Linked DNA regions of Homo sapiens: region 1 is linked to region 2. The links are chromatin contacts, found by Hi-C or POLR2A ChIA-PET in ENCODE. All regions are on one chromosome and are shown on one strand. The core of a region is the stretch at or near the end of the contact, and the rest is flanking DNA. Distances in the headings are between cores, read along the strand shown.

The links. A loop is a pair of places that touch in the nucleus more often than their neighbours do. ChIA-PET counts read pairs that join two places held with the same protein, here RNA polymerase II (POLR2A). Pooled maps may share reads with other maps.
Region 1: a pooled map shows a loop between it and region 2 (3-fold over the local background). The contact joins two enhancer-like sites. A Hi-C loop is called at or near these places in 1 of 168 maps with a recorded cell type or tissue (naive thymus-derived CD4-positive, alpha-beta T cell), 1 of 37 single-sample maps with no recorded cell type and 4 of 50 pooled maps. POLR2A ChIA-PET finds 5 or more read pairs at or near these places in 7 of 52 experiments (CD4-positive, alpha-beta memory T cell, K562, OCI-LY7 and 4 more).

What each region holds. Positions count from the first base shown.
Region 1 is chr2:203,949,409-203,954,266 of GRCh38, reverse strand. The region is part of intron 1 of ICOS (inducible T cell costimulator); the gene reads right to left. Among named protein-coding and RNA genes, the nearest start is that of ICOS, 15 kb to the right of the region's middle. Within about 2 kb of position 2,631, at least 2 of the 41 ENCODE cell types and tissues checked have a DNase peak (open chromatin) inside an H3K27ac peak, as active enhancers do.
Region 2 is chr2:203,907,686-203,912,454 of GRCh38, reverse strand. No RefSeq gene overlaps it. Among named protein-coding and RNA genes, the nearest start is that of ICOS, 27 kb to the left of the region's middle. Within about 2 kb of position 3,159, at least 10 of the 41 ENCODE cell types and tissues checked have a DNase peak (open chromatin) inside an H3K27ac peak, as active enhancers do.

The DNA.
Region 1 (4,858 bases), core at 1,382-3,881, 42 kb before region 2:
GGAAGCCAAGGTTGTTTTTGCAAGCTACATGGGAATCACAGAAGGAAAAAACTGAAATCACCTTGGCCTGGTGGTTGCAGATTCTGAGTTATTAGACTATAAATTCAAACTGCTCATTGCCTTCTCTTTCTTTTTGTTTTATTTTCCTTTTTAATATGACAAATTTTCATGCTGAAATTGTTTGGGAAAATTATTAGTATGCTGGTTTTTTCCTAAGTTTTGAAATCTTGGTCTTTGTTTTTGAGAAAACTATGTAAGTGTAAAAAAATTTTAAGGAAAAAAATTACCTAGTTCTACAGTGAAATAGAAATACTATTTGTATATTTTTGCTCTTTATCTTGCAAAAACATACTTATTATTTATAGCAAACATGTTATTTTGTGTTCTGCTATTGTTATTTTATGTCATAAACATTTCATTTTTAGTCATCATAATTATCCTTTTTAATGACTATATTATTGGCCAAAATGTTAATCTATCATAATTTGTTAAAACTAAAATACTAACGTTGGATATTGGGATTATTTTCAGCATTTTGCTTTTATGTAAATATTATGACATTTGGTCAAAATGTTTAAAAGTTATAATACTATGTATTGCCATTTTGCTTTCTGAAATTTGTAACAGGATTAGCATTATGCAGGAGGGGCTATTTGTCACACCTCTACTTACACTAGTTGCCTTAATTTTATTTAAGATACACAATTACTTATTTTCTTAATGACCCTGGGCTTCAATTTATATTTTCCCTATATATCTTCAATTTGGGTGATTTGATTGTGAAAATAAGCACAAGTGTTCTAGTCTTCAGTTATAGCAGTCCCTATTATTCAAACTAATTCTCACGCCAAAACAACCAAAAATGTTGAACAAATGTCCAAAAATATTATTAAAAGCATTAAAGAATGACACAAAGGAGGAGAAATTACCAGGCTAAATTTGAAGAGAGAACCAGAACCCCGAGAGACAGGCAAAGCTTGGAAGCTGCTTTTACTCGGAAAGCATTGCTGTTCTTTCAAATTCAAACTTTTGTTTTTATGTCTCAACTCCCAGAATCTGCAGAGTGAGTGATCTAGCAGAAAACCCTCTCCCCAATAAATTGGGACCCCAAAGAGTTACATTCTTGGAGCACAGGTAAAGAAATAAACCAGACCTCATTCAGATTAGATGGTCCAGAAAAATCTTCTGGACTTCAATGGTTAGAAAACCTCAATCCTTGAATTTTCTTTAAGGAGATTTGCATTATTATTACCCTTCAGCTTTTGAAAGTAAAAATGCAAACTATTACAAGAAGAAAAGGTTTACATCCTAGGCCTCAAAAAATTTCATACAAATAATATTCACATTCAATGGCAAACACATCACAAAAATAATGAGACATACAAGAAAACAAGGGAACAACAGAAACAACAAACTACAAAAACAAACTCATGATTTATATACCTGAATTATCAGGTCCCCAAAATAAAGTAATTAAGCTTATTATGTTTAAGCAAATAAGAGAAAAACTTGTAATAATATCTGTAGTACACAGGAAAATTTAAGTCAACTAATTTGAAAAAGAACCTACAAGAATCGGCCAAAAAAATGCACTGAGATTTAAAACTCAATAGATAAGTTTAATATATATTAGACAGAGTTAAAGAGAAAATTGGTGAACCAGCAGATAGGTTGGAAAAATTAGTTAGAACCCAGTCACACTCCACAGATTCAAGAATCCCAACAATTCACAAGCATATTTTTTAAAAGTATGCACACCTAGATGTATCTTAGTGAAAATCCTAAAAGCAGCCAGAGAAAAGAGACTGATTACCTTCCAAGGAGCAACTATTAGACTGTTTCAACATCAACAATAAAAGCCCTGATACAGTGGAATTATAACATATACCTCCAATGTGCTAAAAGAAACATCTGTCAATATAGAGCACATTGTCTAGAAAGATAGTGAAGGTATATGTAATTTGAAACTTTTCTAAGTGAAGTATACATGTTTTGATTTCTTCCATAATTACTAAAAAATAGAAATAGTTAATATAATCTGAATTAGTATCACAAAATTCAGCCTAATGGTTTTGTCTAAAGAGGGAGAAAGAGTTGGAATCAGAAGGAAATAGGGGTGCTGACAGTCTTGTATTTCTTGACCTGTGGTGATTATGAGGGTAAGATAGTATGCTTTAGCATTATTCATTAAATTATACATTTTTTTCACTTTTCTATATGTATGTTTTGTTTTATAATAACAAGTATGTTTAAAAGCATACAGAAGGAAAATAATACTTGCTTCGTTTTAAAAACTGGAAGGAACAATATTATCCAGAGGCAAAGAAAAAAAAACTGTTGGCATGAGAACAGGTGCAGTCTACATTAGATTAAAACGTAGGGTATTTTGCTTGGGGCTTTATTTGTCTGACAGTAAAATATGTTGCCCCACTGTTGCTTTGATGCGTATGTCTCTACCGTCTGCTGCAGAAGATAAAATCAGTGGACGGGTTCTCAGTTCCTTTAGAAATGTTCACAAAAAATTTCCCAGAGACTTTAGAATGGCAGCAAGTAAACCACAATGATCTTGGAGCCAAAGCGTCTGTGGTCACCATGTATACACAGACATAGACGCATTGTCTTCTACTTCCGAAGATGATTTTCTCAGCAGATTTTTCCCCCATTGTGCCCGCACTGTGGCAAACACAAGAGGACATGAATGGTTGGCGGTGCAGTGTGGTGGAAGTGCATTGCAGTGGATCCCAAGGAAACCAGAGGCAAATTCTGGCTCTGCCACTAGCAAGGCTCTGTGGCTAGGGTACCCCTGTGGAATTCAGCCTCCTCATCCGTGAAATGAAGAAGTGAAACAAAAACATCTTAATGTTATTTCTAACACCTGCTTTCTCTGGATTCAGCATCAGAATATATCCAGATAAGACTGCAAACAACTGAGAGAGCTAATTCTTTGCTGTTGGGTAAGTCTTCCAAAGGGAAAACAATGTTCCTGTTAACCACTTTCTGTCTCAATATCATAATGGGCTATTCCAGAAAGTCAGAATAAATTAAAATAAAGGAGACTGTCTTTCTTGCCCACAAAAGTATTTAGGTAGGACCAGGAATGCCGTGCCTCAATTTTTCTTGAATGGCATGTTGAGAGTGTGTGCCACTGACATCAGCTGAAGATTTCAGAGTGTCATTTCTATTGGACACTCTTTTTTTTTTTTTTGAGATGGAGTCTTGTTCTGTCACCAGCAGGCTAGAGTGCAGTGGTGCAATCTCAGCTCACTGCAACCTCTGCCTCCTAGGTTCAAGCGATTCTGCTGCCTCAGCTTCCCAAGTAGCTGGGACTACAGTCACATGCCACCATGCTCAGCTAATTTTTGTATTTTTAGTAGAGACAGGGTTTCACCGTGTTGGCCAGGATGGTCTCCATCTCTTTACCTCACGATCCGCCCACCTTGGCCTCCCAAAGTGCTGGGATTATAAGCGTGAGCCACCGCACCTGGCCTGGACGCTCTTAATTACTCATTTTTTTATCTTTAACTTAAAAACTACCTGGATCGCCTATTTATTATGAAATGTAGTGATCAGAAGGCTGACTTAGGTTTCCACATATCCAGTGTTTAAACTTTCCATCTGGAAAACCGCTTGACAGCTCTAAGTCTGCAGTTCGAATGTTTTTAACTATAGCATTTAATTAATTATTTCATAACTATTTTGGCAGATATAGAACAGATATGCTTGCTATAGCTTGAATGTTTGTCCCCCTCTGACTGACACTCATATTGAAAATTAATCCCCAGTGTAATAGAATTGGGAGGTGGGGCCTTTAAGAGATGATTGGCAGAACCCCCATGAATAGCTTAATCCAATTCATGGGTTAATGGGTTAACAGATTAATAGGTTATCACAGGAGTGGGTTAATTATCATGAGAGTTAGTATGTTATAAACAGCCAGATTGGCTGTCTCTCAAGAACCTCCTCATCATGTAATCCTCTGTACTGCCTTGGGCCTCTGATGAGTGTCCCCACCAGAAAGAAGGCCCTCACCAGATTTCGCCCCTAGGCCTCAGCCTAGACCTAGGCCCCTAGACCCCTAGACTTAGGCCCCAGCCTCCAGAACTGTAAGAAATACATTTCTTTTCTTTATAAATTACCCAGTCTCCGGTATTCAGTGATAGCAACAGAAAATGGACTAAGACAATGCTCAAATGACAAATTACAAATTCTTCTTAGCCTTTGGTAACATTTGAAAATAGTATTAAAGGAGACTGCCCCTTATAACCATGACTAAAGCATTTAATGGATAGACAATTTAAGGAAGATCTGAATACGTTAGTTTCTTATAACTGCAAAAGCATCTAGGATCTTTTCTCCATCCTTCTTGGATGTTCTTATCTCCAAGTCTAATACTCAGCCTGGAATGCTGGTATGATAGATAGCACCACTTTTATAGATAGTGTCTGCTCTGATTGGTAAGGTGTCAAATCTATTTGGTCAATTCTGTTGCCATACCAGTAGTTAAAAATTGTCAGTGTTCCCCTTACCAATCTCTCTCTTCTTGTTCTTTCTTCCTTTTTCTCATGTTTGCCTTTTCTTCCCATACCACCTTTAATATAAAATCTTCTCCAAAACATCCTCTCTCATACTATCTTTGATATGCTCCTCATGCTTCCTAACATACCATTTCCATTGCTAATAAATTTCATCAACACTTCATGTTTCAGGCATCCTATAAATACCCTCAGCTTTACACTTTTTGTTTCCTGTAACATGATTCAACCTCTTCTCAGCATCATACACAGTCAGATCTGGTGACCTCTTTTGTGTACATACAGACAACTGAAGGCCCAGACAGATTAAATTATTTGCCCGAGGT
Region 2 (4,769 bases), core at 1,910-4,409:
TCACAGACGGAAGTGTCCTTCTCAGATCATTCTATCAAAGGGCTCATGATGTCAATATGTCTTGTTACTAGTGATTTTTACTTTTATTTAATGTGGCTACTACAAAAATTTTAATTACATGTGTGCCTCACATTATAATTCAGTTGGACAGCGCTGGCTGACACCATACTACAGGTAAAATAATAAGCATGTGACTTAAAAGAACATGTTCATAACAAAATATATGGATTTAATCATCGATATTTTCCAGACCCTTTTTATTTCAAAACCTTTTAATACTAATGAACCAAATGTTTATCGAGAGCTTACTCTATGTCAGACTCTTTTCTAAACACTTTGCATGTGCTGAATCATTTAATCCTCACACAACCCGATAAAGTAGATGTTCCTATCATCCCTGCTTTGCAACTGGGGAACCTGAGATGGTAAAGAGGGTTTAAGTGGCGTAAGGCCCTCACACAGCTTGCTAAATGGAAGATCTAGAATTTAAACACAGGAGAATTCCAGAGCCCATGCTTATAACCACTACACTTTTTTTTTTTGAGACGGAGTCTCGCTCTGTCGCCCAGGCTGGAGTGCAGTGGCGCAATCTCGGCTCACTGCAAGCTCCGTCTCCCGGGTTCAAGCCATTCTCCTGCCTCAGCCTCCCTAGTAGCTGGGACTACGGGCGCCCGCCAACACGCCCGACTAATTTTTTGTATTTTTAGTAGAGACGGAGTTTCACCGTAGACAGGATGGTCTCGATTTCCTGACCTCGTGATCCGCCCGCCTCGGCCTCCCAAAGTGCTGGGATTACAGGCGTGAGCCACCGCGCCCGGCACCACTACACTTTTAAAAGTTACATTATCAGTTAATTCAGGGGACCCCAACCCCAGGTACCAGTCTGAGGCCTATTAGGAACCGGGCACACACCAGGAGGTGAGCTGCCTTGAGCTCCGCCTCCTGTCAGATCAGCAGCGGCATTAGATCCCATAGGAGCAGGAACCCTATTGTGAACTGCACGTGCGAGGAATCTAGGTTGTGCGCTCCTTATGAGAATCCAGTGCTTGATGATCTGAGGCAGAACAGTTTCTTCCTAAAACTATCCCTCCTCCAACCCCTTACATTCGTGGAAAATTTGTCTTCCATGAAACCGGTCCCTGGTGCCAAAAAGGTTGGGGACTGCTGAGTTAATTCAAATTCCACAACTCAAGCTTTATCAACTGTAAACTGTTTCAACTTTTCTCTCTTTTCCTGCATGACACAGAGTGGGAGAACTGATGTTTATTAAGTAAGCTTCTATACACTGTGCTAAGAATTTAACACACATTGTCTCATTTAATCCTCATAGCGGTTCCATTTTACAGATAAGAAATCTAAGGCTTGGCCGGGCACGGTGGCTCACGCCTGTAATCCCAGCACTTTGGGAGGCCAAGGCGGATGGATCACCTGAGGTCAAGAGTTCGAGACCAGCCTGGCCAACATGGTGGAACCCCCGTCTCTACTAAAAATACAAAAATTAGCCGGGTGTGGTGGTGAGTGCCTGTAATCCCAGCTACTCAGGAGGCTGAGGCAGGAGAATCGCTTGAATCCGGGAGGTGGAGGTTACAGTGAGCCAAGATCGGGCCACTGCATTCCAGCATGGGCGACAGAGTGAGACTCAGTCTCAAAAAAAAAAAAAAAAAGAAAAAGAAAAAAGAAATCTAAGGCTTAAAAAGTAGCACGTGGCAGAGGCTGGAATCCATTTATTTGACTCCCTATTTTTCCATCATATGCACGTGCTCTCCAATTGGCCCAACTGCTTAAGTGTTTTTATTTACTAATTTTGAAAAATCAGTGCTCTGCTCTGGGGATTCCATCAATCAGCAGCACTTCGGCCTATTTTAGCAAAACATTATCAGTTTTCCTTAAAAAACTGATAATGACCCTGATGTGCCTTTTCAGACACCAAAGGAAGAAAACAGTATCACCTTAGTGCAAATTACAAAATTGGTTAGGTTCCAGGTATGGGAAGCTCGGTCATTTATGTAAGGGATATAAGATAACACTTAATTATTCAGAATGTCTGATAGAGAAAACAGAGCATTTGATCTCCTTGAAGTTAGCCAGCTTAATTCCTTTTACACATAGTACAAATACTTGGTATCCACAGCATGGAAAAATGATTCAAAATGGAACTGCCTGTGGTTGAACACAGAACTTGTTCTGTTCATCGATACTCACTCCAGTCAATGAATGACAGAATCTTCTTCAATAAAAGAGCAGAACTGGGCACCACTTCTTGGAATTGTGCCACCTAAATGGATACAGGCAGAAGTGTGGCCCGGATGGAATATTCCAATGACTCCGGAGACCATGCACAGAAATGCGGTTATTTGTTCACTTGGGTTGCCAAAAAATTTTATAAAAAGTAACAGGATTATTACAATTTACTGAAATATGGAGAAATGTTTCATGAAACTAAACATCCTTGAATAAGGTGGGAGTGCGATATCTCATATTATTATGGATTACAAAGAAAAGAAACCAATTATTTCTACGGGTTTCCTCCTCTGAAATCCCAAGATTCCTTCACCTCAGAGCTTTCTACAGTTCCCAAAGAGGCCAGGAGAGGGTACTGCTGAATCATACTTAATTCCCCAAACCCACAGCTGTGCAAATGCTTTTGTTTCTTTTCTGAAAAAAAATAAAAATAAATCATGAACTGGCCCCATAGGCATGCGTGCAATGCAGTGTAAGGGACAAGGTTTTTTTTTAAATTTTTTAAACAGTTTTATGCACAGGCTTAGAGCAAACGTACTGAATTACCGTACTGCCAACAGTAGCAAGTAAGTCTCAGCAAGAAGAGATGGACAAATTGTCTGATGTGATGATGTCTGCCCCATGAATTGTTCTCTTGAGAGGATTTTGTGTTTGCATTGAAGGAGATGCCTGCCTGGAAAGCTGCATTTTTATTTTTATCGTGTGTGTGTGTGCGTGTGTGTGTGCGTGTGTGTGTGTGTGTGTGTGTATAGCTTTGCTTTAGAAGGAAGGAAGTGAGAGAGTTTCCATGCAGAGATTTGAAAAGGAAACTGATGTCCTTGGAGGATTGCAATAGCCTGCAGAGGGCAAGAAAGTCAGCTGAAATTCATATACATCGTCCTCATCTTGGTCCCATTCCCACTTCCTCTAACTGTAAACACACATCACAGTCATCCTACAAAGCCTACTGAACTAGCAATAGGTCCATGCCCCAGAGAGCAAGATGAGTAACTTTTAAATAAAATATGTATTCCCCTTTACAGGAAAGAAACAAAATGAAGTGGTAATGCCTGCTGAGAGCAAAGCATGACCCCAGCACCTGAAGAGAATGGACAGATGAGATGCAGGCATGTCCCAATTCACAGTGAACTTGGGTTCTAAACGTTCGTTGGCAGGCCTGTGTTTGGAATTGAGAGAATTATGAAGGCTGGGTACAGTCCTAGGACAGCCAAGCACATTCAGTCCATTGGCTGGACTATAACCCTGGCAGGGAAGCAGCCTGCTCTGAGCACCACCTTCATTCATAACCTTCATTTGCTCTCAAAGGAGTGCTTGAAAGTGGGGATTAGCCCCATTTCACAGATGAAGACTGGGATCTAGTCAGCTTGTGTGATGTCGGTGCAAAAGTAATTGTGGTTTTTGCAATTACTTTTGATGGCAATAATAACTTGCTCAAAGTCCAACAGCCAGAAAATGGTGGCGCTCGGCCAATTGATTTCAAATCTTGTGCCCTGTCACTTCACTCACTTATACTCATTGAGGGCTTTCAATGTATCAGGCACTGCTCCAAGTGTGTCACATGGATGATTTCATTACACCCACAATAGGAGTAACAGACAGGTACTCTTATTCCCATTTTACAAATGAGGAAGCGGAAGCACAGAGAGGTTTAGAAAGTTGTCCGTGCTAGGAAGTGATGATGCATGGTTTCAAAACCAGGTCATGGGGCTCCACCACTGTTGCTCTGAACCAAACCAACACCCAGGGATCCTTCCAGACCCTCCACAGGTGCTCAGGCATTGGCAGAGTTACAAATCTTCAGCCCAGAGGCCATAACTGCCAAATGGGAAAGGACAAAGGTTTGCCCTCCCTGTACTGGATATGAGATTGGGTAACACTTGCTTAGAGCCTACGATTTGCCAGGTTCCATGTTTAGTGCTTTATATATATGATATCATTTGGTTCTCACAGTAGTCCTGGGAGAAAGGAATAGTTGTCCTCTTAAGTAGAAAAACTTGTGCCAGAAAACTTACTTACCCTACTCAAGGACATACAGTTAATAAATAGCAGGGCAGGACCAAAATGTAACATCTGTTTAACTTGGAGATATTTCCACGAAATATTGTTAAAGGAGAAAAGCAAAATGCAAAAGTGTGCATACAATATACATATATAAAGAAATACGTTATTATCAGAAAAGTACAGAAGGATACATTTAAGGTTGTTAATCTGGGATATGGGAGAAGGTGGGATAAGGATGTAAAAAGTACATACATCACACATTTATGCATCTGCAAAAACTATGCACGTGTGTAAGTATATGTACATATAAAAAGTTATGAAATTTATGCAAAAGTTATAATAAATAGAAATGAATTAATTTTGACTAATTAATAGACATTTTATGAAATTCAATAGCCATTTCTAATAAAAGTTCTTAGTATACTTTATTGTTATGGGTGTGTCATTTAAATCCTGGATTATTAACAGAAATCAAAAGTAAGCATTACATTGAACATTAAAACTCTGGGCATGTTCACCTTAAAATC